Regions from separate parts of the Homo sapiens genome. Here region 2 is linked to region 1. Evidence: chromatin loops called from intact Hi-C (ENCODE). Cell type or tissue: heart right ventricle. All regions are shown on one strand. Links, peaks and the distances in the headings refer to the core of each region. The heading gives the core; the rest is flanking DNA. Region 1 holds the start of LOC124901586 (a long non-coding RNA gene). Region 2 overlaps GLCCI1 (glucocorticoid induced 1).

Region 1 (16,450 bases), core at 3,783-11,782:
ACAGCAATATTTCTGGTCTCACATGCTCTTCGAGGATCTTGCTACTTCCCATCAAGAAGTGGCGTCTATCCCCTTGTACTAGGGTGGACCTTTATGATTGCCTCAACAAAAAAGGAATAGAGTGGAAGTCATGCTGTGTGACTTCCAAGATGGGTCAACTAGCAGACATGTGAATGAGCCTTCAAATAATCCCAGCCCTCAGCCTTGGAGCGAAGACCAGGGCCAAGCCAGCGCTACAGTGCCCTGTGCGAAATCTGTAATGCACAGACTCAGTGAGCATACTAAATGGTTGTGTTACATCATTGAGTTATGGGGTAATTTATGACTCAGCTACAGTAGCCAGGTCACTAAGGACACCAACTTATCAGAAGATTTCATGTAGAAGGAGGGTGTTATAATGAGAAAACATTAGACTAGGACCTGAGAGACTTGGGTTGTAACTGGATTAGCTCATAACTGGCTATGGGTCCTTGACTAAATCATGTAACCTTTCTGGGTCTTGATATCCACATCTGTCAAAGAAGGTATCTGAACTTTTTAGTCTTCTTCAACTTCTACCATTAAATATCTCAATATAGAATATTTAATATTGTAAATGTTCTTAAATTGGAAATATTCTGTTTCTTAAGATGCTGAATACCTATTTTTCATCAATGCTAGTCTTGATTTTACAGGGCAATCTTATTTCTGTCGTTTCCACATTATTGGAAATAATTTTCCAAAATATTGGTAGTAGAGAATAGAATCATTTTTATCAGCCCAAATTTAGCTCAAAATAAGTTAGAAAGCTGGGTAGGCATTTGATGGAGAACAGAGGGTTCCCCAGTCTCAGTTCATGGTAATACATTAACCACTACTCTGATTTTTACATTGTTCAGTGATTTCTGCCCACTATTTTGGGTGTTCTTTGTTAGTTACCATGTAACAAGCTGCCAGAATAAGTTTACTGAGATTTTACCGTCTCTGTCTAGATCTAGCAGTTGGAGAATTTTAAGTATACTTTCCAAAGCTAAATCTGCTACAGGATAAGCAAGGCTGGTTTCTCATCAGTTGCAATTCTCTGAAAGTTGCATTGTTAGGAGGATTCAGCTATTATTCCACATACTGTATTCCAGAAGCAGCTACAGCAAGTGCTTAATACATGCTTTCCAACACACAATACTCCAAGGTCCCTAGAGTGGGATGACTTGGTACAGCTGCCCCAGGTCAATATTCAGGGGACCTAGCTGTTCTGGCAGCTTGTCAGTGACTCAAGGAGCACCAGCTGTTGCCTGTAACGTGCTTGTACCACCCTTGCCGACAACAGTCTTAACCTGCTTTCCCTTCCTGGACTCACCAGAATCAGTGAGTCTCTATTCCCTTTGTATCATAATGCTCCCCAACACAGAACAAAATTAGCAGGCTACTCTCTGATAGGAATTATGTGCTCCCTGAGAAGCAGTTCTTATTTCCTAAATCTGTTTATGATAGTTGTATTTTATTATAATAATGATGTGATTTCATTAAATATTATATAAATCAATAAAATGTGAAGGCAAAAGAGCTGTTTCTATGAAAACAAGTTGAAAGCATCACAAAGTGTGAGTAATACAGCTGCAAAAAGATTGTGGAAAAAAATCTAGAAGGATGCTGTGCTCAGATTTCTTCCCATTTCTCTATAAGCTCTCACTCTCCTTTAAAGAAATCCATACTTTAAATCTTAGTTAATATGTAGGAGTTGTGCTTTATTCAAGAGTGATGTTCTGTGATGTCCTGTGCTCAAAGAAAAGGCCTTGCTGGCCAGGTCTGGTTACTCAGGCCTGTAATTCCAGCACTTTGGGAGGCTGAAGCAAGAGAATCACTTAATCCCAGGAGTTTGAGGCCAGTCTGGGCAATATAATGAGCCTCATCTCTACAAAAAATTTTAAAAATTAGTCAGATGTGGTGGCATGTGCCTGTAGTCCCAGCTACTTGGGGGGCTAAGTGGGAGGGTCGCTTGAGCCCTGGAGGTCGAGGCTGCAGAGAACTATGATCACACCACTGCACTCCAGCCTGGGTGACAGAGCGAGACCCTGTCCCTGTCTCAATTAAAAAAAAAAAAAAAGAAAGAAAGAAAAGAAAAGGCCTTGCCCCTATGTCAAAGGATTGGAAAACTGATGACATATACATTTTTTTTTTTTCAGTTAAAATGTTTGTGGAAAATCGCATTTTTTGACTTGTTGCTTTAACCTACTTTTTAACAGACCAACTCCTGGTCCCACTCCTGAGGGATAAGTTGGCTTGGACTATACATAAATTTGGCTCATCTCTATTTGCTGTTTCACCGCAACAAATAAAGAGCTGCAGGGATGGCCCTTTCTTGCAGCCAAGCTACACACTGCCTCTTTGTGACTTTGTTTCCATATTGAGCTTACTCTTGACATGAGCTTTGACTTCATCTCCCCAACCCATTCCCCCATTCACCTCTCAAATTAATTCTAAAGGAATGTGATTTATTCCAGGTTCCACAAACCTCACTGGGATAGCTCCATATAAGCTCATTTACCTTGGGAATTCTCCGCTATCTACCCAAATCTAGGAAAGATCCTCTGCTTCTTGCTCCAAGCAATCATGTAGTACAGCACCTGGTACCTTTCCTTCCTTGATTCAAACAATATGTATTGGACACCTACCATGTGTCAGGCTCAGCACCAGGTACTGGGTATGTAGTGGTGACTACAATAGGCTAATTTCTATTGTCAACAACAGCTATAAGTGTATTATCGACAGAAGAGCAAAGTCTTTTTCTCTTTTTTGTTGATAAATTGGTAAACTGACTAGAGAGAATTTCCATCGCACTTTTGCCTTGGGAAACAAATTCTTTATTTGGTTTATGTGCTTATGCATGCATTTATATACATATGTACTTATTTGGGTTTCCTGGGGGAAATTAAATGGGCAAGGGCACGTAATATTTTAGCTTAATCCAGAGATTGGCGATCTTTTTTTTATAAAGAGCCAGAGAGTAAACATTTTTGTTTTGTGGGCCATAGGTCTCTATCACAACTATTAAACTATGCCCTTGTAGCACAAAAGCAGTCATAAACAATACATAATTGAATGAGGGTGGCTGTCTTCTAATTTTCCTTACAAAAATAGACAGGAGCTCTAGTTTGTACACCCCTAGAATCTATCGAAATACCTCAATGGCTCCCCCACTTGCAATTAAACTTGCTCAAGTCCCTCCCCTAAATAAAAATCAAAGAAGCCCACATCACCGCAAAAAGTTGTTTTGTACTCACCAGCTCTCTTTCTCCACTGCTCATTTACCTTCAACTCTAGATAGTCCGACCTCTGCGCTCACCACCTACTAAAATTGTCCTTATCAAGGTCACCGACGATCTCCATGTTGCTAAATCCCTCAGAGACTCCAGTCTTCTCTTTCTTACTCAATCTCTACACAGCTTTCAACACAGCCAGCCACTCACTCCTCCTTCTGGAAATACTCTCCACTCATCTTCTGAAACCTTTCAAGACTGATTTCCTTCCTTCAGCAGGAATACTTGTCAATCATCAAAGGCTCCTTCTCCTCTTCACAAACTACATGATGGAGTTGCTCAGGACTCTGTCCTGGGTTCTATTGCTTCTCTCCCTAGGGGACTTCATCTACTCTATAGCTTTAAATGATATCTTTATGCTGGAAACTCACAAATTTACTTTTTCAGCCCAGATCATTCCCCCATTTCCTTACTCATATATCCAATTGCCCACTTGATATTGCAAGTCTCTCAGATAGATGTCTTAAATGTAAAGTGCTGAGCAAATATGATTGAATAAATACATACATGAGTTTACCTGGTTTCCCAAGCAGAAACCAGAGCCTAATCATTAACTCCTCCCTTTGGCATTCTTTCGCATTACCAAAACGTAAGCCTTCTGTTTCCTAATCATCTCCTGGATATTTCCCTGGCTCTCTATACCTAATTCTTAGGCTGGTATAGCAGCATCTGTTGCTAAAATACTGAAATATGTCCATATTTGTTTTAAAGAACTGCTGGCCTAAGCTCCTGTTGTGCTGGCTCCACCTCTGGGGTCCACGTGCCCCATCCAGCCTGGTCTAGCAGACACCTGAAGACTCTGCTCTAGTGCTAAGGCTTGCATCCATTCTGATGGATCAATGTTTATGCCAAAATAGCTAAGTATTTTAATATTATCCCTGCCTAATACCACAGTGACTAAAATATTCTAGCACTAGGAAATTATCTTTCACCCAGATTCCTGGAAAAGCTATCTGATATAGTTTGGATGTTTGTCCCCCCCAAATCTCATGCTGAAATGTGATCTCCAATGTTGAAGGTGGGTGTAGTGAAAGGTGTTTGGGTCATGGGAGTAGATCCCTTATGAATGGCTTTATGCTGTCCTCACCATAACAGGTGAGTTCTCACTCTATGAGTTCACACGGGATTTGGCTGTTTAAAAGAGCCTAGCACCTCCTCCTTCTCTCTCTTGCTCCGTCTCTCACTATGTGATATGCCGGCTTCCCCCTTGCCTTCCACCATGATTGTAAGCTTCCTGTGGCTTCACAAGAAGCTGAACAGATGCTGGCACCATGCCTGTATAGCCTGCAGAACTGTGAGCCAAATAAACCTCGTTTCTTTATTAATTACCCAGTCTCAGGCATTCGTTTATAGCAATGAAACAGACAAATACACCATCCAACTTGTTTCCCTACCTCCTGACTTATTCATCTCCAGACTCTGCATAGCAGCCAGGGTGATTTGTCTAAAATGCAAATTGATGACATCTTTCCCCTATTTAAAATCTTTAAACATGCGTAACTCTCAAGATAAAGCCATAGCTCCTTAATAAGGTTCCCCAGACTTTCATGATCTGACTCCTTCTCATTCTTCAAATCTCACCTCCTCAGAGGTATCATCCTGATCCCATTTAAAGTAAGTTCTTGTTATTGTCTCTTAGCAACTTGTTTGTTTTCTTCATTGCATTCATTACAATTTGACATTATTATTGTGATTATTTTTATCTGTTTCCCCAACTAAACAATAAGCTCCCTGAGAGAAAATACCATGTCTATCTTGCACACTGATATTTCCCTAGCTCCTGAATATGGTTAAGTGAATAAATCTGGACCCCTGAATACTGTCTAGCTTCATCTCTTGCTATATTTTTTCTTGGGATTTATGGTTTAGCTATATGCAGTCAACATGTATTCAACAATTATTTGATAATGACTATTCTCGGTTCCCTAAACATTCCACATAGAATACTACCCTCTGCCTGGAATAATTCTGTTTAACCCTCATGCCCTTTCACATGGCAAACTCCTGCTTACCTTCAGGTATCAACACTGTCCTTGCACCTGGACGCCTTGCTTGTTCTTCCATGATAAAATCTTTATACTATAATTTAAATGTCTGTTTCTCTTTCTGCTTTTCTTACCAGATGGTAAGGCAATGGCAATTAAGTCACTACTATGTTTGTCATTTTTCATTGTTGCCTCTGAAGCATCTTGCTCAGTGCCTGACACTCAATAAATAGTATTTAGCAGACAAATTCAATCCTAAAGCAGACATCCCAAAGTTCCGAGAGGGGACCAGTGAACTCATATCCATTGGGGTGGCAAGATTTTTTTTATTTGTAAGTGGCTACAAAGAAAAAGGTGTTTTTGTTCTTGTTTTTTCCCCTAAGAATACATTTTCCTTTAGCTGTTTGCTTCTGCAATACGAAGTGACTCCACCTGCAACTTATTGTTTGGCTTTAAGGGCAGAAACTTGTTCATAAATTGCTAAATTTACTTATAGCCTAAGTGAAAAGTGCAAAGTGTAGATGACAAAAAAGATCTATGATGAGAATGGGTTTTGTAATGTCCCAAAAGGACACAACATGATAGCAAGATCCCTTCCTTAAAATAATTTTTTTAAAATGTATTCATTATGAATTCATGTAATTTAGTTAAAAACAGAACCTCTTTCCTGTACTCATTAATGGCAGTTTTATGGTTTCATTCTGCCGGGCACATAAATATGTTATAATATAAACAAGTCAATGGTGTAATGAATCATTTCAGTCTTATTGTGCATATGTTTTTACTACAAATCTTGGGGAAAAAAGCTATTCACGCTCTGCATTTTTAAATTATGCTAATGTGATTAGTCATTATGGTCCTACTTATTCTTTATGATGGATGCAAGATGTTTAAGCCTCGCATAGTACTTGTGAGGGGCCTGATTAATGCTTGAGACCCAATCAAGAAGCTGTTGATGAAGTTCAAATAACATATTAAAAAGTTATATACAACAGAAGAGTTGATTCTTGCTCATATAAGATTACATAAACTAATAAAATAAGTGTAAATTGTATTAATGTACATTTTTATTCTTCCACAAACATTTTAGCTGCTACCATAACCACGTAATGTATTTTGCCAGGATCTGTCCAGGCCACTGTTTTTGAAACGAAAGTGTAAAAATGACAGAGAAAGCTGCTATTAATGTTAAATATAAAAATGCACACACATCCACACCAGCAAACAAGTGTTTTCAAAACCTAGACTTCAAAACAGTTCACCCATTCTTGCATTTTGATGTTGTCATGATCAAGCAAAATGAAAAACAGAAAAGACATATTTTGGTTGGTTATTATGCTGCCATATCAGATTGTTCCCGTTATTGTCTTGCATAAATCCCAAGCTCAGAAGGAGAAGTGGCGAGCCAGAAGAAGAATATGGATATGTGTGTGAAAAGAGCAAAAGAACAATTTTAGAATTTTAAATGAGTCCAAAAATTGAAGACCTGATTAACAATCTGAGAAATAAATTTCAGGAGAAATAAATGTAATATATACTTTATATTCAGTGTTTTTAAAACTTTTTAAGAAGTAGAACCCAAAGAAATCTTATGAATAATCACAATCCATATACGATGGTGTGTAAGGCCGTTCTCGTGTTGAAATAAAGAAATACCGGAGGCGGGGTTATTTATAAAGAAAAGAGACGTAATTAGCTCATGATTCTGCAAACTGTACAGGAGGCATTGTGATGGCACCTGCCTGGCTTCTGAGGGGGGCCTCAGGGAGCTTTTACTCAAAGCAGAAGGCAAATTGGGAGCAGGCATGTCACATGGTGAAAGCAGGAGCAGAGAGGGAATGGGCCCAGAAAGAACACACTCACTACCACGCAGACAGCACCAAGCCATGAGGGATGTGCCCCCATGACCCAAACAGCTCCCACCAGGCCCCACCTCCAACATTGGGGATTATATTTCAACATGAGATTTGGGCAGCAACAAATATCCAAACTATTAATATATCAGATAGACTATGAGAAATAAATAAGAATATTTCATAAACATTTCATTAGTTTAAATTTATCATATTTATGCATATCAATGAATTGGAAAAGTAAGACTGTTTTGATATTTCTGTGATTTCTTACTAGTTGCATAGTATTGAGATTTTCTTGACAACAAAAATAAGCTGTTGGAAATGGTAAAAATATGAGTTTTTAAACAAGTTGCCTTGTAATATCAGGACACTATTCCATTTATAAGTAATGAGAGGGAACTTCATTTGTTCTGAGAGCCACATTCTAGGTTAGTCTGAGACGAGTTGGCATGTTGTTGGTCTCTATTGTAATAATATTCAGTACATGGCAGGCTTGAATGTGCCTGTTTTAAAAATAGCATTTTGTGGCCAGGTGCAGTGGCCCATGCCTATAATCCCAGCACTTTGGGAGACTGAGGTGGGCGGATCACCTGAGGTCAGGAGTTTGAGACCAGCCTGATCAACATGGAGAAACCCCATCTCTACTAAAAATACAAAATCAGCCAGGCGTGGTGTGGTGGTGCATGCCTGTAACTCCAGCTACTCAGGAGGCTGAGGTTGTGGTGAGCCGAGATCACACCATTGTACTCCAGCCTGGGTGGGCAACGAGAGCGAAACTCCATCTCAAAAAAACAAATAAATAAATCAATAAAAATAAATAGCATTTTTAATAGATAAAAAATTAGCAAAATTCCAATCAAATGTTTCTTGACCCATGATTCTCCTCAGGGACACAATAGGGTGGGGCAGGGTAAGAACACTGTTCTGGTTGGTTCTCTCCAAGCTGTAGTCTTCTCCACTACACAGGCAGGATTTTAACAACCTATCTGCTAGCCTTCCCTGCATGCCACCCCCCATACTGCCCTGCTGTAGACATAAATGATGTATTCCTTTTGCAGTGTTCTTTATTTCAGTTAGTGGTATCACAACCTTAGGAGCTGCAAACCCCTTCAACTTTTCCTTTTCCTCACTCCTAACATTTAATATCTCCCAAAGATCTACTCATATCATCTCCAAACTATCTATGGAATCTGATCTCTCATCTCCCCTTTGTCCCTGCTGCAACTGCCTCCTGACTGCTACCTGCAGACTTCAGCCTCATCCTATCCCTCCCTGCCAGAGCTTCTGTTCTGAGACACACATTTGATTGGATCATTCTCTTGTTTTAAAGCTGGTAACACTGTCTTGCACCTAACTGGTTAAAGTTAAACCCCTCAGCAACTACAAAAGGCCCTCAATAGCCTAACCCCACCAACCTCCAAACTCCTCTCCTGCTGACTCCTTCAACCCAGGCAACTCTGAACTTATCACACTGCATGCACCTTATCCTTTGCATCTGTCTTCTTTGTGCCTGAAGAACTACTCATCCTCCAGGACCCAACTCAAACACTACCCCTTTTTCAATGCATTTATTGATTTTCCCAGGCAAAGCAAGTTGTGATTCTTGAACTTCATTTGTATTACATATCCTTGTAGCATCTGCTCCAATGTTTTGACTGCAATCATCCTCTTGTATGTCTCTCTTTTCTCCCAAATACTATGAACTTTTAGAGTGCAGGTATTGTATCTCATCCATCTTTTTAATCCCAAGCATGTACCATCATGCTTGATATGTGCCTGAAACATGGTATACTTTCAGTGCATATTTTTCAACTCTTTATTACAGCATTTCATGTGGAGTTTGTTCTTGATTCTCAGAGTAATACACAAACAGAAACCACAATGGCATCCTGTAGGCTGCCTGTTGCAAAGAGCACACGGTAAATTGTCAGTTTCTTTCCTCCTTACTCTAATTTCTCCATTACATTGGGCATTTAAATCCTTTATCTTCCTCTGAGTTCATTAACATATTTCAGAATTGAATTTTGAAACATCTCTTCTTTATGGTGTTTTCTTTCCAAAATTTACTTATCCTGTCCCCTCTCAGGTTATATGAAACTTTCCTGGTGTTTAGAACCTCAAACGGAACTAATTTCTCTTCCTAATTTCAGGTCAGATTTTGGGGAATGTGCTCAGTTATCATGCTCCAAGATAGAGATTCCCTTTCATTGTTTTTTTCCTACTACATTCTATCCTTCCCCAAAGAGGTCGTATTGAAGTGATTTGCAAATCTTAGGTCCTCTGCCCCCATAGTCCTTGAACCCTGAAAATGCTAAAGTAAAGCTGGAATTTTAATTATTTTTGTGTATTAATGCTACATGCTACATTCAATAAAAATCAGGAGTAAATTTTTACTGAATCATGGGATAGATTCAATCAAAATCTATCCCATGATATTATTACTTCTTTACAAACTCAGTTACTTATTATTCCTGACCATTTGGATATTTTACAGATTTTATCATTTATTTGCTCCATGATTTTACTTGAAGAGAATTTAATAACACTTACTAGGATGATTGTCCTTCCTCATCCATTCAACCATTCCCACCCCTTTTCAAGGCATAACATTTCCTATTTCCAATCCTCCTCGGGTTTGTAAAAAAAAAAAAAAAAAAAAAAAATCGCTTGGCAATGGTTCACTAAGAATTGCAATTTAATCCTTTGGAATAACAGGCTTTTCATCTGTGCTCCCTGCAATGATCCGACGATCTGCCACACAATCAGTTCCTTAGAAAAGAACAATGCAACTCAAAAGAAAAGAAAGTGCTGGCAACATGGTAAAGAACATGAGGCCTGTTATAAAATTTGTAAATATAAATTAACCTTGGGAGTAAATGGCATCAAAATATGAATTATTGCTCCTTTTCAAAAGAAGAATTAGGACATTTTTGGCAGCAAATGCAAATGAACCTGAGTGTCTGTGCTTTTGATCCGGACTGTGTAAACACAGGCTCATAACTAGGTAGTTTCGTGTTTATATTGGTGGAGTCTCTAAAGTTATGCTTACCGACCCAGGAACAATGCAACACTCAAGAAAGAGCAAACACAACCTTAATTCTTACCTCCCATGGCCCTTGACCTAAGGAGTGTTTATCTAAGTTGTTTTGCATCTTGTATTTTAGGGAGCTGGTTATTATTAAAAAATACAGATACAGTCCTATATATCTAAAATGCTACACACACATTTATTTAAATGGGATTAGTCTGTTATAAAATATCCCCCTTTTAAGGCAATTATAGGCCATCAACAATCTGCATAGCAATTTATCACCTCGTTTTCAGTCATTATCACTGTTAGTCAACCATGTGTTCCACAGCCTAAACATCACTGAGAGTTCACTGGGATTAGTTAGGTGTTTTAAGAGTCATTATCATCACCATTATTACTACAAATCACACCATTTATTTAGCACCAACAATCTGCTGAAGAAAGCAGGTTGGCACAATTTACAGTGGATAAGAAATAGATGCCACCTACAAAAGGAACATGGGAGTGAGCTCCAGCAAGAATGAGTGAGGGAAGATGACTTAGCACCATCTTTAGGAAAGTGTGTGGGGATTAGATACTTTCATATCCGGAATGCGGTCTCCTGGAAAGACAAACACTTTGTAAAAATCCTTATGTTTCTCCAGTGGCCTGATCAATAGAGAACTAAGAGAAGTGACCAGAAGACATATTTAAAATGACAGAATTTAGAAAAACTGCTCATGTCTATGGTACAACATGACTTTTTTTCTGCAAAGCCAATTGAGACTATGGCTCTCTCAAGTCAGTCTGAGCCTAAAGTTGGTGTCTGAGTCCCCTTCTCTACCAGCACAGGCTATTATGTAACATCCAGAGGAGTGAGCCAACTAGTCAACCAAAGCAGGGTACAGAGAGGTTGGCAATCTGAACTCAGCCAACAGATTACCACATAATAAAAAGGATGCATTGCCTTCTGATCATTACAAGAAATTTAAGGCTCTACTCTGCCTCATTTGGAACCTACTAGAAGCCAACTCAAATACTCCTTTTTCTTTCTATAAAATGTAAACATTAAAAGTCAAGTGACTTTAACGTGATTATAAACTTTAACTTGGAAACTAAGTTTTTAAGGACAGAGCAGAGAAAGTTTTTATTTTTTATTTTTTGGGGCTTTCATAGAATTGGCCAAAACTTTGAACAAAGCTTAAGGGTGAAAGGAGCCATTTGGCGAAAATGTCTGAGTTCCTGCTTTATATTTTTATTTAAGGACTGTGAAAATTTGGAGTAAAGCAATAGTTCATATCAATAAAAGTTTAATTTATTTTATGTTTATTGAGAAGGAATTAAGTCCAAAATCATCTAAAATTTGGTGGCTAGTGACATCTGAATAATTAATGAAATTAGTTTTCATGAAAATCACATATTTTCTTTATATGAGATGTGATATGATTTTTGACATTTTAAAAGAGCTGTAGGATAAATAATCTATTATTATTGGGGTCAGATTTGTACACATGATAAATATTTGACCTTTTATATATCTGTAGGACTTCTGGTTACAATACTTAATAAAGGTTAAGGGCACTTAAATTTTGACAAGCCCAGATCTTCTATAATGTCTGAAGATTCACAGTACCTTCATTTTACCCCAATTAGCATCCGTACACATAAATATAACTGAGGAAAAAAGAAAAATTTTCCACCTATTTCAGTTTGGTGTTCTGAGTCTGAGATAAGTGCATATTATAGAAAATGACTGCAGGAGAAAATAAAAAACAGTGGCTGAGAGGATATAGAGTCCAGGAATTCTTAAGTATCTGGGAAGATTTTAAAAGTAAATACAAAAAAGAAATTTTGGTGGGCTTTTCCAGAAAGCAAAGTAAGCCAATACATTTTATTACGTATTTATGGTTTTTGAAAATTTTTGTTTTCTACGAACCTACACCAGCTAGAAAAATAATTGCCAACTCTTCCCACAATGACTGATGCCGTTTGTGATGTTGCTACTGGCAGAAAGATTTTCTCAGAAGACTGAAAAAAAATAAAATATAAATATTGTGGTTTTTTATTGTCTTTATGAAAAACTATATTTTTGGCCCTTGGACCTGAGAGATAATTTACATAGCCAATTACAAAAGCTCTCACAGAATGACTGCACACCTGCATTGGGTGAAACCGAAAGAAAAACTCTCTTGTTCAGTAAAGCACCATATGCAAATTGGGGGAATAAAAGGAGCACAACAGCTGGCATGAAAAGAATAGTTTACAGATTCTTAGGGAGCACTGGTCTGGAGGCATTCAGAAGCGTCATCAGGCTGGCAAAAGTGCACTATGCAACTAGGGTAACCTTCAGTATGAAAAAAAAAACAGCTTTTAAAGAAACAGGTAAATGTTATTATGATCAAAGTCCAAAACTCATTGGCATTGATAACCGAGCATTGAGCAAAATGGAAACAGCCGTTAACAAATTCATTAAGAGCCTCTTTACATTCCCACCATCAATTGAAAACATATGTTTAATCTGTACTCTCTTTAATTTATTTCAATTATTATTGGTAGAAAAAAGGTAACCTGCTTGAATATCATAAAGATATGTCAATGACATACTTCTTGTATTTCCAGGTCAGGTTGTGCACACCTTCAGTCAACATTTATATAAAATGACAGCAACCTTTGAAGGCCTAGTTCTTCCTTGAGCAAAGAAGTGATTATTCATCACAAAGGGACAGCTAAGAGGATCTTAGAGGCAATGTTGCCTATGGAAAGAGCTCTTGACCATTCGTAAGTTCAACTCACTCATCTATTAAACGGGGCTAATAATACCTGTCCTGCACATTTGCACTGTGAACATCAAACCAAATCATAACAGGTGAAAGCATTTTGTGATGTGTAAGATGACAAATAAGTGTAAGGAATTGTGATTCATAAGTGAATTCAATAATAGCTATTCTTAGTTTATAGAAATGACAGAAGTCTCAAGTCCCCAAAGAGTTTAATGCAATTATAATTATTTGATCCTTATACTTATTTTGATTAATAATAATATTCAGCAAGAAAGCTGAATTTCCTTTTCAGGCCACCCTCTGCCAGTATTTAAGCTTGCTTTTTATGTGTTTGTGAAACTCACTGAACTCAGCCAAGATTTTAACAGGGAAGTCCCAATGTTGATTAAAATGGCCTATTTTGGCACTTATGTCCTAAATCTAATCGCCAATGACAAGATAAAACGAAACAAACAAAACCAATGTCTCATTCCATGCAATCCCAGAACCCTAAGCTGTTCTCATTCTTGGTCAACTGACCAAAAGACTACCATTTTAGGCAAGAAATTACACAGATCATTGCTCTTCTATGTAAACCTTATAATAACACATTCATAATACACTGGGAAGCAACATCAAAAATATTCAAGGTTCAACTGTGCTTACAGAGTACATTTTGTTATTGTAGCTTTTATTTTTTTCTTTCTAGAGAAATTTACAATTGAGTATCTGGTCATGAAGTTCCTAAAAGCTGTTAGCCATGCAAGTAAGCTTTGAGGTTAGAGGTGGATAAGCCCAGAATAGAACTTCTTTGCCTCAAGTTTTACATGCTTATCATTTGGTAACTAATTTTGCTTTATGTGTGTAGGTGAGTGTGTGTGTGTGTGTGTATGTGTGCATGTGTGTGTATGTGTTGTCTTTTCCTTTTGAGGGAAGAGGCCCAAGAATTGGTGGGCCTTTTTACAATCAATCTGGATAATAATAATAACCATGTACAATGCTTTCTCCCCCTTTCTGTGGCCACTAGTCTTCAAGTCTTGGGAGTCCCTGACCCCCATTCTGTGTTGTCTTTATGTAAACAGGTTTTCTCACTTTGCAAGCTTAAGGCAAAAGGCCTGGCTGGGCCACTTTAGAGACAATTTTTTCATTTGTAAAATAAGCACTCTTGAGTTAAGGCTTTCAAGGCCCCCTTCAGCTCTGAAACACTCATGGCTTGTTAAGCAACACCTCCAAAGATGACCCAATGTCTTCAGTGTATGAGCTTAATAAACTTGCTCATGAAATTTGAGACCTACTTCCAGCATCTATCACAAAGTTTTCCTATCTTCTTTATTGAGTTTTCATTTCTATTTCTACAATTGACAACCATCTAACAACAACAAAAAAAGCCACAACTAAAATAAAATTTTTGCAAAAGGACATTCAATAAGTCAATCTTATTGGAGCTAATTGTCTACTCTGTGGGAATGAATATGGAGTATTTTTACTGTGAGCAGTTACACTTCAAATGACAAATATTTACTGAGATGATCACTGGAATATCTATTGGTGTCAGAGCAGCAATGCTAATTATTAGCTGGCCACTTAAGCTGGCTAGTATCTACTCTAAACTGTTACTAACTGGCCTAGAATGAACTTCAGTTCCCCTATCTGCAAAGTGAGAACTGGGCCACCGATATAGCTCTTGAAAAGTATTTGTAATCATTTTAAGTCTCAGAGGGTGAATGACCACCTGGGAACATCTGAGATTTTGGGGGACGCATTTACTTTTGGGGCCATTAGAGAAATCATTTAGTACTGCAGCAATGATTTAGTTCTGTTGCCCCAAGGGCCCCAAAGAGTTAATGCACTTCCCATAAAGCTCCTGCCTTCTCTGTAAATCGACAAATTTATCAGATGGTGCTTTTGACAAATCAATTTGCTTGACACAGGTGGGCATTTTACTGCCAACATCTATTATAGAGAGAGTACATTGACTCTTCTTGGCTCATAAAGGAATCAGGGGCCAAACCCCAACAGGCATCTACACAGCACTCTGCATCACAGAGTAGTTTGAAATTATTTATGAAACAGAGTTGTTAACTGCTGGGACCTTTTGCTGCCATTATTGTAGTCTCCGATCTTTAGAAGAACAATGCCAAATGGTGGTGGCAGTTACTTGAGAGAGTTGTGATTTTAACATTTCATTATTAATGATAGCTATAGGATGTGAGCACCTATCCACCACCTGTTCTTACACCTCCTTCCATCTGGATTCAGACAAAGAGGGACATTAAAGAAGGTGAATCCTACCTATGTTCTGGATCTGTTCTTCTTGTCTCCTTAAGCAGCATTTTGATCAAATATTACTACTCCCTCCTGAGTCATCAATTTTTTTTGCTACATTTTTCTTCTAAGCCATGTGAAAAACTCCAATCTTAAATAAATCATGTTCTACCTGGATTTTACGGCCTTCTTTGCTCTCTCCATCTCTTTCTTTCCTTTCTTTGCTATGTCTGGGAAAGAGAAGTTCATACTTAACTGTCTTGGCTCCATCACTCATTCACTCCATGGCCCCTGTAGCCTTCTCTGAATGTGGGTCTATCTGTTTTGTTTATTTTATTTTTGAGACAGAGTCTGGCTCTATTGCCCAGGCTGTAGTGCAGTGGTGTGATCTCGGCTCACTGCAGGCTGTTCTTCCTGGGTTCAAGAGATTCTCCAGACAGCCTCCCGAGTAGCTGGAGTTACAGGCAGCCCCCACTACGCCTGGCTAATTTTTTGTATTCTTAGTAGAGACAAGGTTTCACCATGTTGACCAGACTGGTCTCGAACTCCTGACCTCAAGCGATCTGCCCACCTTGGCCTCCCAAAGTGCTGGGATTAAAGGCATGAGCCACCGTGCCCAGCCTGAATATGGTCACTATTTATGACAGCCTAGGTCCTCCACATTTTCAAGAACCTATAAAATGTTTGAAAAAAAATGTTTAGAAAAACATTTTAGAAAAATTAAAAATTGACTGACTCAAATACAGAAGAAAATAGAACATTTTAATTTGTAATAATTTCAAAGGGAAAAAGGTTAATCTCCTAAATTTTTATGACATAAATTTAATATGGAGTTTGGTGCATTTTAATGTTTGCTGTAATATGTGGTTGGATCCTCAGAAACCACTGTGTTCAGGATCTAGAAGAGTTTTAAATGACCCTGATAAGAGATCTAATTGCCAAATCCAGTGGGCGATTTTTAATCCTTATTAAAAAATGAAGCAGCATTGGATAATGTTGACCATGCCCTCCTTTCTCCTCCCTTGGTTTCTGTCATATCACCATCTCCTAGTTTTTAACCAACTTCTTTGAGTACTCCTGCTCAGTCTACTCTGGGGTTTTCTTCTACACCCGGAATTCCATCTTGGTTGTCTTTTCTTGTTAAATGTTTTCCTTGACAATCTCATCCACATCCAGGTTCCATGCCCATTTATATTCTAAGCTCCATCACCGTCTGCACTGGCAGTTCAACTTCAACGGCCCCTGAAAGTCTGCTCCTCCTTTCATAGATCCTGAGTAA
Region 2 (16,450 bases), core at 3,351-11,350, 110 kb before region 1:
CTTGTCTCGTAGATGTTAGCTGACTGATCAGGATGGCGGTTGCTGAAGGCAGAGGCAGTTGTGGTAATTTCTTAAAATAACAGTGAAGTTTGCCAAATTGACTGACTTTTCCTTTCATACCAGATTTCTTTGTAGCATGTGATGCTGTTTGATAGCATTTTACTCGCAGGACTTCTTTTAAAATTGGAGTCAATCCTCTCAAACCCTGCCACTCTTTATCAACTAGGTTTATGTAATATTCTAAATCTTTTGTTATCATTTCAACAATGTTCACAGCTTCTTCATCAGGAGTACATTCCTACTTAAGAAACCACTTACTTTGCTCATCCGTAAGAAGCAATTCCTCATTCATGCAAATTTGATCACCAGATTGCAGCAAATCAGTCACATCTTCAGGTTCCACTTCTATTTTTCAAAGAGACAGGGTCTTGCTATGTTGCCCTGGTCTCAAACTCCTGGGCTTAAGTGATCTCAGCCTCAAAGTGTTGGGATTATAGGCATGAGCCACTGCACCCAGCCCATGTTCCACTTCTAATTCTAGTTCTCTTGCTATTTCCACCACATCTGCAGTGACTTCCTCCACTCTAGTCTTGAACCCCTCAAAGTCATCCATTAAGGGTGGAATCAAGTTCTTCCAAGCTCCTGTTAATGATATTTTGAAATCCTCCAATGAATCACAAATGTTCTTAATGGCATCTAGAATGGTGAATCCTTTCCAGAAGGTTTTCAATTTACTCTGCCCAGATTCATCAAAGGAATCATTATCTATGGTACCTGTAAGCCTTACAAAATGTACTTCTTAAATAATAAGAATTGAAGATTGAAATTACTCCTTGATTCACGGACTGCAGAATGGATGTTGTGTTAGCAGGCATGAAAACATTAATTTTTTTTATATCCCCATCGGAGCTTTTGGGTGACCAGGCAAATTGTCAATAAGCAGTAATATTTTGAAAAGAATCTTTTCCTTTTTTGAGCAGTATGTCCCCATAGTGGGCTTAAAATATTCAGTAAACCATGTTGTAAATAGATGTGCTATATCATCCAGGCTTTGTTCTTCCACTTTATAAAGTACAAGCACAATAGACATAGCATAATTTTTAAGATCCCCAGGATTTTCAGAATGGCAAATGAGCACTGGCTTAAATCATCAGCTGCAGCTGCGTGTGGTGGCTCATACTTGTGATTCCAGCACTTTGGGAGGCTGAGGCGGGAGGACTGCTTGAGCCCAGGAGTTCGAGACCAGTCTGGGCAACATAATGAGACCTTGTCTCTACAAAAATAAAAAACAATTAGCTGGGTGTGGTGGTGTATGCCTGTAGTACCAGCTACTTGGGATACTCAGGTAGGAAGACTGCTTGAGCCCAGCTGCAGCTGCAGTGAGCTACGATCATGCCACTGTACTCCAGCCTGGGTGACAGAGCAAGACCTTGTCTCGAAAAAAAGAAAAAAAGCAAGCTCCTAACAAGAGAGTCAGCCTGTCCTTTAAAGCTTTGAAGCCAGGCATCATCAACTTCTCTCCAGCTATGAAAGTCCTAGACAACATCTTATTCCACAGTACAGCTGTTTTGTCTATAATGAAAACCTGTTAGTGTAGCCACTTTCATCAATGATCTCAGCTAGGTATTCCAGTTCACTTGCTGCAGTTTCTACATCACCACTTAGTACTTCTTCACCTTGCACTTTATAGATATGGCTTCTTTCCTTAAACCTCAGAACCAATGTCTGCTGGCTTCAAACTTTACTTCTGCAGCTTCCTCTTCTCTCTCAGCTGTCACAGAATTGAAGAGAATTAGGGCCCTTCTCTGATTAAGCTTTGGCTTAAGGGAATGTTGTGGCTGGTTTGATCTTTTATCTAGTCCACTCAAATTTTCTCCGTGTCAGCAATAATGCTGTTTTGCTTTGTTATCATTCTTGTGTTTGTTTGAGTAGAATTTTTATTTCCTTCAAGACCTTTCCCTTTGCATCCACAGCTTGGTTATTTGGGTGCAAGAGACCTAGTTTTTGGTCTGTACTGGCTTTTTACTTGCCTTCCTCACTAAGCTTAATCATTCCTAGCTTTTGACTGAATGTGAGAGAGGTATGACTCTCTCATTCATTTGAACACTTAAGAGGTCACTGTAGGAGTATTAGTTGGCCTATTTCACTATTATTGTGTCTCAGGAAATAAGGAAGCCCAAGGAGAGGAAAATGATAGTTGATGAAGCAAAGCACATGCATACATTTACGGATTAAGTTTGAATGATGCTGCGATAAACATTTGTGTATAAGTCTCAATGTAGACATGTGTTTTCATTTTTCTTGTACAGACTTTTAAGAATGAAATTGTTGGGTTGTATGCTAAATTTCTGTTTACCTTTTTGAGAAACTAGCAAAGTGTTTTCCAAAGTGGATGTACCACTTTATATTCCTAAAAATGTCTGAGAGTTCCAGGTCCTCCAAATCCTAACCAATGCTTGCAATTAATCCGTCTTTTAAATAGTCATTGGTGTGTGTGTGTGTGTGTGTGTGTGTGTGTGTGTGTTAATTATATCTCACTATGGTTTTTAAGTTTTTTTTTGAGTCAGGGTCTTGCTCTGCCACCCAGGCTGGAGTGCAGTGGCATGATCATAGATAGTCCACTGCAGTCTCAAACTCCTGGACTTAAGCAATCCACCTGTCTCAACATCCTGAGTAACTCGGACCACAGGCACACACCACCATGCCCAGCTAACTTCTGTATTTTTTGTAGAGATGAACTCTTACTATGTTGCTCAGGCTGGTCTTGAACTCATGAGCTCAAAAGATCCTTCCATCTCAGCCTCCCTAAGTGCTGGGATTATAGTTGTGGGCCATCACACCTCCCTCATTGTGGTTTTAATTTTCATTTCCCTAATGACTAATGAATGATGTTGAACACCTTTTCATGTGGTCATCTGCCATTCATACATTCTCTTTGATGAAATACTTTTTTATTATTTATTTTTATATAGATTTAGGGGGTAAAGTGCAGTTCTGTTACATGGATATATTGTGTAGGGAAGCCTGGGCTTCTTCTTTTTTTTTTTTTTTTTGAGACAGAGTCTTGCTCTGTCACCCGGGCTGGAGTGCAGTGGCATGATCTCGGCTCACTGCAACCTCTGCCTCCTGGGTGCAAGTGGTTCTCCTGCCTCAACCGCCCAAGTAACTGGGATTACAGGAGCCCGCTACCATGCCAAGCTAATTTTTGTATTTTTAGTAGAGACGGGGTTTCACCACGTTGGCCAGGCTGGTCTCAAACCTCTGACCTCAAGTGATCCACCCCGCGTGGCCTCCCAAAGTGCTGGAATTACAGGCGTGGGCCACTGCGCCCGGCTGAAGTCTGGGCTTTTAGTGGAACCATCACCTAAATATTGTAACCATTAGGTAATTTTTCATCCCTCACCCCACTCCAACCCTTCCAAGTCTCCAATGTCTATTATTCTACTCTCTATGTCCATGTATACATATTTTTAAGCTCCCACTTATGAGTAAGAATATGTAATATTTGACTGCTTCTGAGTTATTTCATTTAAGATAATGCCCTCCAGTTCTATCCATGTTGCTACAAAAGACATGATTTCATTCTTCTTTATGAATTAATAGTATTCCGTGGTGTGTGTATATACATATATATACACACACACAGACACACATTTTCTTTATCTGATCAGCCATTGACACTTAATTCCTTATCTTTGCTACCGTGAACTTAATTCCTTATCTTTGCTACCGTGAATAGTGTTGTAATAAACATGTGAGTGGAGGTGTCTCCGATATAATTTCCTTTCTTTTGGGTAGATACCCAGTAGTAGGACTACTGGATTAAATGGCAGTTCTATTTTTAGTTCTGTGAGAAATCTCCATATTTTTGCATAGAGGTTGTAGTAATTTACATTCTCACTAATGGTGTATAAGCATTCCCTTTTCCTCACCAACAACTATTTTTTTTTGACTTTTTAATAGTCATTCTGACTGGTATAAGGTGCTATCTCATTTTGATTTTATTTTGCATTTCTCTGATAATTAGTGATACTGAGCATTTTTCATCTCCTTGTTGGCTATATGCATGTTTTCTTTTGAAAAATGTTTGTTCATGTCCTTTATCCACTTTTTAACAGGGTTACGTATTTTTTTTCTTGTTGCATTGTTTGACTTCCTTGTAGATTCTGTGCATTAGTCCTTTGTCAGATATATAGTTTGCAAATATTTTCTTGCATTCTGTAGGTAGTCTATTTTCTCTGTTATTTATTTTGCTACATAGAGGCTTTTTAGTTTAATTAACTCCCATGTGCCTATTTTTGTTGCATTTGCTTTTGAGATCTTACTCATAAATTTTTTGCTTAGGCCAATGTTCAAGTTTGTCCTAGGTTTTCTAGGTTTGTCCTAGGTTTCCTCCAAAATGTTTATAGGTTCAGGTCTTACATTTAAGTCTCTAATCCATCTTGAGTTAATTTTTGTATATGATAAGAGATATAGGTTCAGTTTCATTCTTCTACATATGGCTACACAATTTTCCCAGGACCATTTATTCAAAAGAGTGTACTTTCCCCAGCATATGTTTTGTCAACTTTGTCAAAAATCAGTTGACTTTATTTCTGGGTTCTCTATTTTGTTCCACTGATTTATGTTTTTGCTATCCTACCAGTAGCATTCTGTTTTGGGTACAATAGCCTTGTAGTATAATTTGAAGGCAGGTAATGTGATGCAATAAACTTTTCTTCTTTTTTTGCTTAAGACTGCTTTCACCATTTGGGCTTTTTTCAATATGAATTTTCAGATTATTTTTTCTAATTCCATGAAAAATGACCTTGGTATTTTGATAGGAATTATACTGAATATGTAGGTGGCAATTTTAACCATATTAATTTAAGCTCTTACAATCCAAGAGCTTAGAATGTTTGTCCATTTGCTTTTGTCATCAGTGACTTCATTGGTGTTCTGTTCCATGCACTAATGAGAAGAATGTATATTCTATGGCTGCTGTGAATATTCTGTAAATTTCTACCAGGTCCATTTGATCTAGAGTCCAATTTAAGTCCAGTGTTTCTTTGCTGACTTTCTGTCTTGATGACCCATTTAGTGCTGTCAGTGGGGGGCTGAAGTCCCCTATCCACTATTATTGTATTACTATCTGTTTTCTTAAGTATAGCAGTATCTGCTTTATGAATCTGGGTGGCCTAGTATTGGGTGCATATATATTTAGAATTGCTATATCTTCTTGTTGAATTGATCCCTTTATCATTATATAATGACCTTATCTTTTTTTCCCTGTTGATTTAAAATCTGTTTTATCTGATGTAAGTATGACTACTCCTGCTCACGTTTTCTTTCCATTTGCAAGGAATGTCTTTTTCCACCCCTTTACCTTGAGTCTTTACGTGTCTTTAGCAGTTAGGTGGATTTCTTGTAAGCAAGATATGATTAGATCCTGCTTTTTAATCAATTCTGCCAAGCTGTATCTTTTAAGTGGAGCATTTAACCCATTTATGTTCAGAATTAATATTGGTATGTGAGGTTTTGTTCCTATCATAATGTTAACTTACCTAGTTGCTTTGTAGTCTCAGTTGTGGAACTGTTTTATAAGATCTGTGAGTTTTATCCTTTCATGTGTTTTTATGATGGTGAGTGTCAACCTTTCATTTCCATGTTTAGAAATCCCTTGAGCATTTCTTGTAGGACCAGTCTAGTGGTGATGAATTCCTTTGGCATTCACGTGTCTGGGAAATACTATTTCCCCTTCACTTACCGAGCTGAGTTTACCAGCATACAAAATTCGTGGCTGACAGTTTTCTTTTTCTTTTAAGAAGTCTGAAATTAGGCACCCAACCTCTTCTGGCTTATAGAGTTTCTGCTGAGCATTCTGCTGTAAGTCTGTTGGGGTTTCCTTTACAGGAGATTAGATGCTTTTCTCTTGCTGATTTTAGGATTCCTTTCCTTCACACTGACTTTGTCTGAAGACTATTTTGGTCGAGTCATCTTGCAATATATCTTTTGGATTTCCTTGAGCCTCTTCTATTTCAACATCTAAATCTCTAGTAAGATGAGAGAATTATTCCTCAATTATCTCCTCACATAGGTTTTCCAAACTTTTTTCTTTTTCTTCTCCCTCAGGAAGAAACCTTCTCCCTATGACAAGGTTTGGAGGTTTTACATAATCTCATACTTCTCAAAGGCTTTATTTTTCAAAATTCTGTTTTCTTTTTCTAGCTGGATTAACTTGCAGGACCTGTCTTCATGCTCTGACATTCTTTCTTCTCATTGGTTTAGTCTACTTGTTAAAACTTTCAACTCTATTTTGTAATTCATTCAATGAATTTTTCATTTCTAAAAGTTCTGGTGGATTTAAAAAAGTATCTCCTAATAAACTGTTCATTTATATCTTAAATTGTTTTTCTGATTTCTTTGTATTGTTTTTGAACTTTCTCTTGGGTATCATTGAACTTTAGTATCAATATTCTGAATTCTTTATCTGGTATTTAAAAGATTTCATTTTCATTAGGATCTATTGCTGGAGAGTTAGTATGATCCTTTGGAGGTGTTGTAATACTCTGTTTTTTCATACTTCCAGAATTGTCTCTCTAGTTCCTTCTCATCTGGATAAACTCTCTCTTCTTATTTTTGAATTTACTTTTGTTTGGACATGATTTTTTTTCCATCTTAAGGATGAGACTATAATATATGTTGTGTATGGCCTTTTGGCTTTTATTCTGGGTGCTTTCCACTGAAAGCAAAGTTTCTATGAGTTACTTGGTTTCAGACATGCTTTGTGTGATGGCTTCTCAAATACTAGTTGTAGAAGTGATGTACTGGGCATGTGAACAAACTCACTGCCTCTTGGGCCAGGATGGTGGAGGTCTCAGGAAGTTTATCTCATTCCCCAGAACTGTGCACTTGTGTTAGCAGATTTTGTATTGGGTTGTGCAATTTAACCTACAGACCAATAGGTGGTGCTTATGTGTAAAGGCCAGCTACAGCAGAAGCAGATGGGTATATGCTTGATCTTTGTTTACTGGAAGGATCTCTCTGTTGCTTCAAATTGGCCAGACTGTGTAATGCACAGTAGCCTGAGATCTCTGCTCAGCCCCTGATGGGGACAAAGCTGGGTAGAGCTAAACCACCAAGCCTGCTCTTCAATACTCCAATGGTGGACACAATCACTAGCCCTGAAGCGGGTGGTGAGAGGAGCTCCTGGTAGAATGTGACAAGCTCTCTATGTGGGGGAGGGAACTGCCTCAGCTCCATACCTAGGCAGGCAGGAACATGATTTGCTTCCCTGTCACACCCCTGTTAGGCACTTGGGACACTCTGACGGGACAGACAACACTGTCTATATCCACACTGCAGTGTAGCCAAGAGCTGTGAAATCTGCCCATCTCACAGCTTACTGCCAAACTATCTTTGGTGTAGAACCTGTCTTCAGCCTAAAACATACATCTTTGTGGTTCTCCTGATTTCTGTTGCAGGAACATAACAACTCCACATATAAGGGGGAGGTGCCCCACCTTTCACACAAGCCTGGGCCCAGCTTGAATAAATTCTTATTTTTTAGATTATCAGTGCGGACACAGCCATACCTAATTGCCCTAGAATGGCTGTCTTGTGATACGCCTGTACCAACCTCCCATAGGAGCAGCCATGGCTGTGTTCGCAGCAGTGGACAAGCTGCAGAGGAGAGATATCCCTTCTCCACATCTGTGCTTAAGCACTGAGGCCACCTGGCTGCTGGGATGGAACCCTGTTCCTCCCTTGAAGAGCCAAGCACAGTGCCCACATCTGCACTGGAAGTAGCAGTCACTCTCAGCCAAGTGGGGAGTTCTCGGGCAAAGGACAGCACACACTTTTGTGCACTGCACTTTCCCTTCCCTTAGGAGCAGCACTCCCTGAGGGAGAGACCACTGAGAATCCTGCAGCTCCCCTGGGTCCAGCCAGCACTATGTGGCTGCTACAATCTGAGTGAGTGCCAGGGAATGTCTGTATGGGATCCAGTGATGTCGAGACACAAGGGCAGGACCTGAGGTTCCTTGGGCAGGACTCAGTCCTTCAACAGGCATGTCCCAAATATATTGGGCCTGCCATCACAGCTCGGGTCCACAGGGAGGGTAAGCAACCCAGCATGAGCTGGTAGTCTGGTGTAATGCCCTCAGTAAGTCCCCAAATCACCACCCACACCAGTGTTTGGGTTCATAAGGGCAGAGGAACTCTTGAATACCAGCAGTTTGCTGCGAGGGGAAGGGGAGCCCAAAACACTTCCACCTATCCTTTCAACAAAATAGCAAGTCCCTTGGGCTTCCTAGCTAATCTCTGCCAGCCTCTTTTTCCTTCTTTTTCTGTGTCCTAGCTTCTTCCTGTGAGTTCTCCACTGGACTCCAGCACTCTCCCCTTGATATTCTATTCAAGTTATGATTATTCACCTGTAACTATGGTTCTTCTTTCTGAGAAGTGGTGTCTGATGTCTCTTGTCAGCCATCCTCTTCTCTGATGAAATACTTCAAGTGTCTTACCAATTTTTAAAGTAGATTATTTATCTTCTTATTGATTTGTAAGAATTCTTTATATATTCTACATAGAAGCCCTTTATCAAATACATGATTTGCTAATATTTCTTCAAGTCTGTGGCTTGTCTTTTTATTCTCTTAGTGGTGTATTTTGAAGTATAAGTGTTAATTTTATTGAAGATCCAATTATCTTTTTTTCTTTTAGGGCTTTTACTCTTGAGATTGTATCTAAGAATGTCTAATTAATATATTCTAGAAGTTTTAGAATTTTAGAGGTTACATTTAGGATTATGATTCACTGAAAGCTGATTTTTCTCTATGGTGAGAGCTAGGACTTAAGGGTATTTTGTACATACAAATATTCAATTATTATAGCACCAATTGTTGAAAAGACTGTCTTTTTCAATTAAATTGTGTTGGCTTCTTTGGCTAAAATAAACTGACCACAAATATAAGGGTTTATTTCTAGATTCACAAATTTTGTTCCATTTACCTATAAATCTTTATGTGTGCCAATACTATACTAACTATATTAATGTAGGTTCACAGGAAACATTGAAATAGTGTAATATAATTCTACCAAATTTTTCGTTTTCAAGATTATTCGGACTTTTCTAGATCCTTTGTATTTCCATACACACTTTAGGATTAGCTTGTCAATTCCTAGTAAAAAACAAACCAAAAAACAAAAGCCCTGGTATTTTCATAGAAATTGCATTGAATCTATATATCAATTTGAGAATTACCATCTTACTATTGATTCTTCCAATCCATGAACAAGTTAAGTCTTTCCATTTATTTAATTTCCATTATTTAAATCCTTATAAATTTCATCCAGTAATATTTTCAGTGTATAAATTCTGGAGTGGTCTCTTAAATTATTTCTAAACACTTTAATCTTTTTTGATGCAACTGTGAATAAATTGTTTTCTTATTTTTTAATTATTCATAGCTACTACCCAGAAATATAATTGATCTCTGTATGTTGATCTCATATCATGTAACCTTGGTAAACTTATTAGTTATAATAATATATTTGTACATTCCATAGGAGTTTTTACATATAGGATTATGTCTTCGGTGAATAAAGGAAGTTGCACTGCTTCCTTTACAATCCGAATGTCTTTTTGTTTTCTTGCCTGACTGCACTGGCTAGAATCTCCTGTACAGTAATGAATAAAAGTGGTGACAAGATGACAGTGGACATCCTTGCCTTGTTCCTTAGGAGAAAAGCATTCTGTTTTATCATTTAATATGAGTAATCTGTAGGTTTTTCATAAATGCAGTTTATCAGATGAAGAAAGTTTTCTTCTGTTCCCAGTTTGTTGATTTTTTTTTTTAATCATGAATGACTGTTGAATATTGTCAAATGTTTCATCTGACTCTACTTAGGTGATTATGTAATTTATGTCCTTTATTCTATTAATATAATTCATGCCATTAACTAATTTTCTGATGTTAAACCATCATTGCATTCCTTGGACAAATCCCACTTACTCAGGGTATATAATCCCTCTTATTTATTGCTGGATTTGGTTTGCTCATATTTTATTAATAATTTTATATTTATATTCAAGATGGATATTCATCTTGTTTTATTTTCTTGAGATGTCTTTGCCTGACTTTGAAAGGACAGTACTTATGACCTGAAAAAATAAATTGGAGAGTGTTCCCTCCTTTTCTATTTTTTAGAAGAAGAGTTTGTAAATAATTAACATTACTTTTTCCTTAAATATTTGATCGAATTCATCAAATGTGACCCCGGGATAGTCTCTGTGGGAAGAATTTAAATTATTTATTCAGCTTCTTTACTTTTTATAAGTTTCTTCACATTTTCTATTTGTTCCTAAGTCAGCTTTGGCACTTTATACCTTTCTACTAATTTGTGTCTTTTAGGAATTTGTCCATTTCATCTCAGTTTTCTACGTTGATGGCATAAAGTTGTTCATAATATTGTTTCATAATATTTTTTAAGTTTGTACAGTTGGTAGTAATGTCACCTCTTTCACTTCTGAAGTTGGTAATTTGGGTCTGCTTTTTTTCTAGTCAGTGTAGCTAAATGTTTTTCAACTTTAGTGATCTCTGCAAACTTTTAGTTACACTGATTTTTCTCTAGTACTTTTCTGTTTCATTGGTTTTGCTTATTCTTTATTTTCTCATTCCTTTGCTTGTTTTTGCTCTGATTTGCTTTTCTTTTTCCAGTTTCTTAAGATGGAAACTTATGTAATTAATGAGAAGTTTTTCTCTGTTTCTGATATGTGGATTTAAAAGTATAAATTTTCCTTGAAGCACTGCTTTAGCTGCATACATAAATTCTAAGTTGAGTTTTCATTTTCACTCAATTGAAAATATTAAAAAATATCCTTGGGTTATTAGAAAAGTGTTCCTTAATTGTCAAATATTTGGGATTTTCTAAGATTTCTTTCTGCTATTCTGCAGTGACTGGGTGTTTTCCATCTATGCATGTCAGTTAGGTCAAGTTGATTGATAATATTGTTAAAGTCTTCTATCACCTTGCTGATTCTCTAATTGGTTTCTCAATAATGGGATGCTGAAATCTCTAATTACTGTCATATAATTATAATTTCTCATTTTACATTTTTTGCTTAATGTATTTTTGAAATGCAGATGTTAGATGCATATATCCTTATGATTGTTTTAAGTTCCTTTTGCACTAACCTTTTTATTATTATGAAACTTTCCTATTTCTCTTCAGTTATCTTTATTGTATTAAAGTCTACATTGCCTGATATTAACATATCTATTCCAGCTCTCTTATTGTTACTGTTTTATCTTTTCCCATCTTTTTGCTTTCAGTCTGTTTGTTTTTTTAAAAATATTTATTTAAAAAAATTTTTTAATTATTGTGGGTACATAGTAGGTATATGTATTTATGGGACACATGAGATATTTTGGCACAGGCATGCAATGCATAATAATCACATGAGAGTAAACTGGGTATCTATCCCCTAGAGCATTTATTCTTTATGTTACTAACAACCCAATTATACCCTTTTAGTACTTTTAAACGAATAATGAATTATTACTGACTATAGTCCCACTGTTGTACTATCAAATACTAGGTCTTACTCATTCTTTCCAACTTTTTCCCCCATTAACCATTCCCACCTCCCCATGGCTCCCCACCCAACACTTTCCAGCCTGTAAGTAACCATCCTTCTATCCTCTAGTTCCACGAGTTCTATTGTTTTGATTTTTATATCCCACAAATGACTGAGAACATGCAATGTTTGTCTTTCTGTGCCTGGCTTATTTCACTTAACGTAATGACATCCATGTTGTTGGATGGAACTGGACGTCATTATGATAGGATCTCATTCTTTTCGTGGCTGAATAGTACTGCTTTGTCTATAAGTACCACATTTTCTTTATCCATTCATCTGTTGACGGACACTTAGGCTGCTTCCAAATCTTGGCTATTGTGAACACTGCTGCAACAAACATAGGAGTGCAGATATCTCTTCAATATCCTGATTTTCTTTCCTTTGGGTATATACCCAGCAGTAGGATTGCTGGATCATATGGTAGCTCTATTTTCAAGATTTTAAAGAAACCTCCAAACTGTTCTCCATAGTGGTTGTACTAATTTACATCCCCATCAACAGTGTACAGAGGGTTCCCATTTCTCCACATTCTCAATAGCATCTGTTATTGCCTGACTTTTGGATAAAAGTCATCTTAACTGGGGTGAGATGATACCTCATTGCAGTTTTGATCTGCATTTCTCTAATAATCAATGATGCTGAGCACCTTTTCGTATGCCTGTTTTCCACGTCTATGTCTTCTTTTGAGAAATGTCTAATCAAATATTTTGCCCATTTTAAAAATCATACTATTAGGTTTATTAATATGGAGTTCTTTGAGCTCCTTATATATTCTGTTTGTTAATCCCTTGTTAGGTGGGTAGTTTGCAAATATTTTCTCCCATTCTGTGGGATGTCTCTTCACACTGTTGATTGTTTGCTGTGCAGAAGCTTTCTAACTTGATGTCATCCCATTTTTCCATTTTTGCTTTGATGGCCTGTGCTTGTGTGGTATTAGTCAAGAAATGTTTGCCCTGACCAATGTCCTGGAGAATTTCCCCAATGGTTTCTTGTAGTAGTTTCATAGTTTGAGGTCTCAGATTTAAGTCTTTAATCCATCTTGATTTTATTTTTGTATAAGGTGAAAAAAAGGAGTCAGGTTTCTTTCTCTGCATAGGCATATCCAGTTTCCCCAGCACCATGGATTGAAGTCTTTTTCCCAATGTGTGTTCTTAGCACCTTTGTCAAAAATGAGCTCATTTTAGGTGTGTGAATTTGTTTCTGGATTCTCTGTTCTGTTCCATTGGTCTACGGGTCTGTTTTTATGCCAGTGCCATGCTGTTTTGGTTACTATAGCTCTTCAGTAGAATTTAAAGTCAGGTCATGTCATTCCTCCGGTTTTGTTCTTTTCGCTTAGGACAGCTTTGGCTATTCTGGGTCTTTTGTCATTCCATACAAATTTTAGTTTTTTTCATTTCTGTGAAGAATTTCATTGGTATTTTGATAGGAATTGCATTGAATCTAAGATTGCTTTGGGTAGAATAGACATTTTAACAATATTGATTCTTCAAATTAATGAACATGAAGTATCCTTCCATTTTTTGGTGTCCTCTTCAATTTCTTTCATCAGTGTTTCATACTTTTCATTGTAGAGATCTTTCACTTCTTTGAATAATTCCAAGGTATTTAATTTTATTTGTGTCTATTGTAAATGGGATGACTTTTTATTTCTTTTTCTATTGTTCACTTTTAGAATATAGAAACACTACTGATTTTTGTATGTTGACTTTGTGTTCTGCAACTTAACTGAATTTATCAGTTTTAATAGCTTTTTGATGGAGTCTGGGTTTTTCCAGATATAAGATTATATCATCTACAAACAAGGATAATTTGACTTCTTCCTTTCCAATTCAAATACCCTTTATTTCTTTCTCTTTTATGATTACTCCAGCTAAGACTTCCAGTACTATGTTGAATAACACTGGTGAAAGTGAACATCCTTCTTTTCTTTTTCCCTATTCAGCACAATAATAGCTGTGGGATATATAGCTTTTATTATGTTGAGGTATATTCCTTCTACAGCCAGTTTTTTCGAGGGTTTTTGACATGAAGAGATGCTGAACTTTATCAAATGTTTTTTCAGCATCAATTGAAATGATCATATGGCTTTTCTTCATTTTGTTGATATGATGCATCACATTGATTTGAGTTTGTTGAACCATCTTTGCATCCCTGGGATAAATCCCACTTGGACAGGATGAATGATCTTTTTAAAGTATTGCTGAATTTGGTTTGCTAGTTATTTTGTTGAGGATTTTTGCATCCATATTCATCAGATAAATTGCCCTATTGTTTTTACTTTTCTGATGTGTCTTTGTCTGGTTTTGGTAGCAGGGTAATACTAGTCTTGTAGAATGAGTTTGAAAGTATTCCATCTCCCTCCATTTTTTGGAAAAGCTTTAGTAGGATTGGTACTAGGTGTTCTTTAAATGTTTGGTAGAATTCAGCGGTGAAGCCATTGGGTCCCAGGCTTTTCTTTACTGGAAGACTTTTTAGTATGGGTTCAATCTCTACTTGTTATTGGCCCATTTGGGCTTTGGATTTCTTCATGATTCTGTCTTGGTAGGTTATATGTATCTGAGAATTTATTCATTTCTTATAGATATTCCAATTTATTGGCATATAGTTGTTCAAAGTAGCCACTAATGATCTTTTGAATTTCTGTGGTATCGGCTGTAAAGTCTTCTTTTTCACCTCTAATTTATTTGGGTATTCTTTTTTTTTCTTGGTTACCTTGGCTACAGGTTTGTCAATTTTATCTTTTCAAAAAACTAACTTTTAATTTCAGTCATCTTTTGTAGTGTTGTCTTCATTTCAAATCCATTTTATTTCAGCTCTGATCTTTATTATTTCTTTTCTTATACTAATTTTCAGTTTGGTTTGCTCTTGCTTTTGCTGCTTTTTAAGATGCATTGTTAGGTTATTTATTTGAAGTTTTTCTTCTTTTTTGATGTAGGCACTTACAGCTATAAATTTCCCTCTTAGTGCTGCTTTTGCTGTATCCCATAGATTTTGGTATGTTGTGCTTCCATTATCATTTGTTTCAAGAAGTTTTTCAATTTCCTTCTTCATTTCTTCATTGACTCATTGGTCATTTAGGAGCATATTGTTTAACTTCCATGTGCTTGTATGGTTTCCAAAATTCCCCTTGTTATTGATTTGTAGTTTTATTCCACTGTGGTCAGAGAGGATTCCTGATATTATTTCAATTTTTCTGAATGTTTTAAGACATGTTTTGTGACCTAATATGTGGTCTGTCTTTGAGAATGATCCATGTGCTGAGGAGGAAAATTTGTATTCTGAGGCTGTTGGATGAAATGTTCTGTAAATATCTATTAGGTCCATTTGTTCTACAGTGCAGATTAAGCCCAATGTTTCCTTGCTGATTTTCTGTCTAGGAGATCTGTCTAATACTGAAAGTAGGGTGTTGAAGTCTCCAGCTATTATTGTATTGGGGTCTATCTTCCTCTTTAGCTCTAATAATATTTGCTTTATACACCTGGGTGCTCCAGTACATATATACTTACAATCATTACATCCTCTTGTTGAATTGACCCTTTTATCATTATACAATGACCCTGTCTTTTCTTACAGTTTTTGTCTCCAAATCTATTTTGCCTGACATAAGCATAGCAACTCCTGCTCTTTTTTGGTTTCCACTGGCATGGAATATCTTTCCATCCTTTTAGTTTAAGTCTATGTTTATCTTTATAGGTGAAGTGTGTTTCTTGTAGGCAATAGATCATTGGGTCTCTTTTTTTTTTTTCATCCATTCAGCCACTCGTTGTCTTTTGTTTGGAGAGTTTAGTCCATTTACATTCCATTTTATTATGGATAAGTAGGAACTTACTCCTGCCATTTTATTATTTGTTTTCTGGTTTTCTCTTCCTTCCTTCTTTCTACCCTTCTTGTCTTCCTTTTGGTGATTTTTTTGTGGTGGTATGCCTTCTTCCTTTTATTTTTGAGATAGGGTTTCACTCTGTTACCCAGGCAGGAGTACAGTGGTGCGATCTTGGCTCACTGCAACCTCCACCTCCCAGGCTCAAGCGATTCTTGCGCCTCAGCCTCCCCAGTAGCTGGGACTACAGGTGTGTGCCACGACAACCAGCTAATTTTTGTATTTTTAGTAGAGACAGAGTTTCACCATGTTGGCCAGGCTGGTCTCAAACTCCTGACCTCAAGGGATCTGCCCGCCTTGGCTTCCCAAGGTGCTGGGATTACAGGCGTGAGTTTCCTCAACATAGCTACTTTGAATTCTTTGTCTGAAAGGTTATATATCTCTGTTTCTCTAGGATTAGTCCCTGGTGCCTGGTTCATTTGGTGAGGTCATGTTTTCCTGGATGGTGCTAATTATCGTAGATGTTCCTCAGTGTCTGGGCATTGAAGAGTTAGGTATTTATTGTAGTCTTCACAGTCTGGGCTTGTTTGTGCCTGTCCTTCTTGGGAAGGCTTTCCAGGTATTCAAAGAGACTTGGGCCCCAAGCCCAATAACACTGTGTTTTTTTCAGATTTGTAGAGTTATACCTACCATCTTGGAGGTCTTGAAAAAGATCTGGGAGAATTCTCTTGATTACCAGACAAAGACTGTTATTCTTTTCCCTTACTTTCTCCTCAGCAAACAGGGGGTGTCTGTCTGTCTTGTCTGTCTCTCTCTTTAAAGCTTGCCAATAAAAAGTTCTGACTGCTGGAATGGTTGATTCTCCTCTGGCTAAGGTTGGTCCAAACGTTCCCTCCATGCACAGGCACTGGCTGAGGCCAGCATGGCTTTATTCTTCACTGTGATATGGCAGTACTGAGTTCAGTGTAAAGTTCCCCAGTCGCTGTGCTCTTCTTCCCCAAAGTGCACAGATT

What was found. Hi-C counts contacts between places; a loop is a spot of excess contacts. Peaks named below come from ENCODE experiments on the same cell type or tissue, not always from the same donor. Only the 100,000 strongest peaks of a DNase experiment are listed, where the experiment ranks them.
Region 2: a loop joins it to region 1, with 1.8 times the contacts of the local background. A loop is called at or near these places in 2 of 110 quality-filtered maps.

The regions. Positions count from the first base shown.
Region 1 is chr7:7,916,612-7,933,061 of GRCh38, reverse strand. LOC124901586 (a long non-coding RNA gene) reads left to right here and starts at 9,841. Exons shown (of 4, transcript XR_007060206.1): 1 at 9,841-9,956; 2 at 12,767-12,925. RefSeq lists an enhancer at 12,436-12,485. In heart right ventricle, for the core only: no CTCF peak of the experiment used is centred there; no DNase peak of the experiment used is centred there.
Region 2 is chr7:8,026,600-8,043,049 of GRCh38, reverse strand. The region is part of intron 3 of GLCCI1 (glucocorticoid induced 1); the gene reads right to left. Among named protein-coding and RNA genes, the nearest start is that of GLCCI1, 66 kb to the right of the region's middle. RefSeq lists a silencer at 1,744-1,944. In heart right ventricle, for the core only: a CTCF peak has its summit at 6,942; no DNase peak of the experiment used is centred there.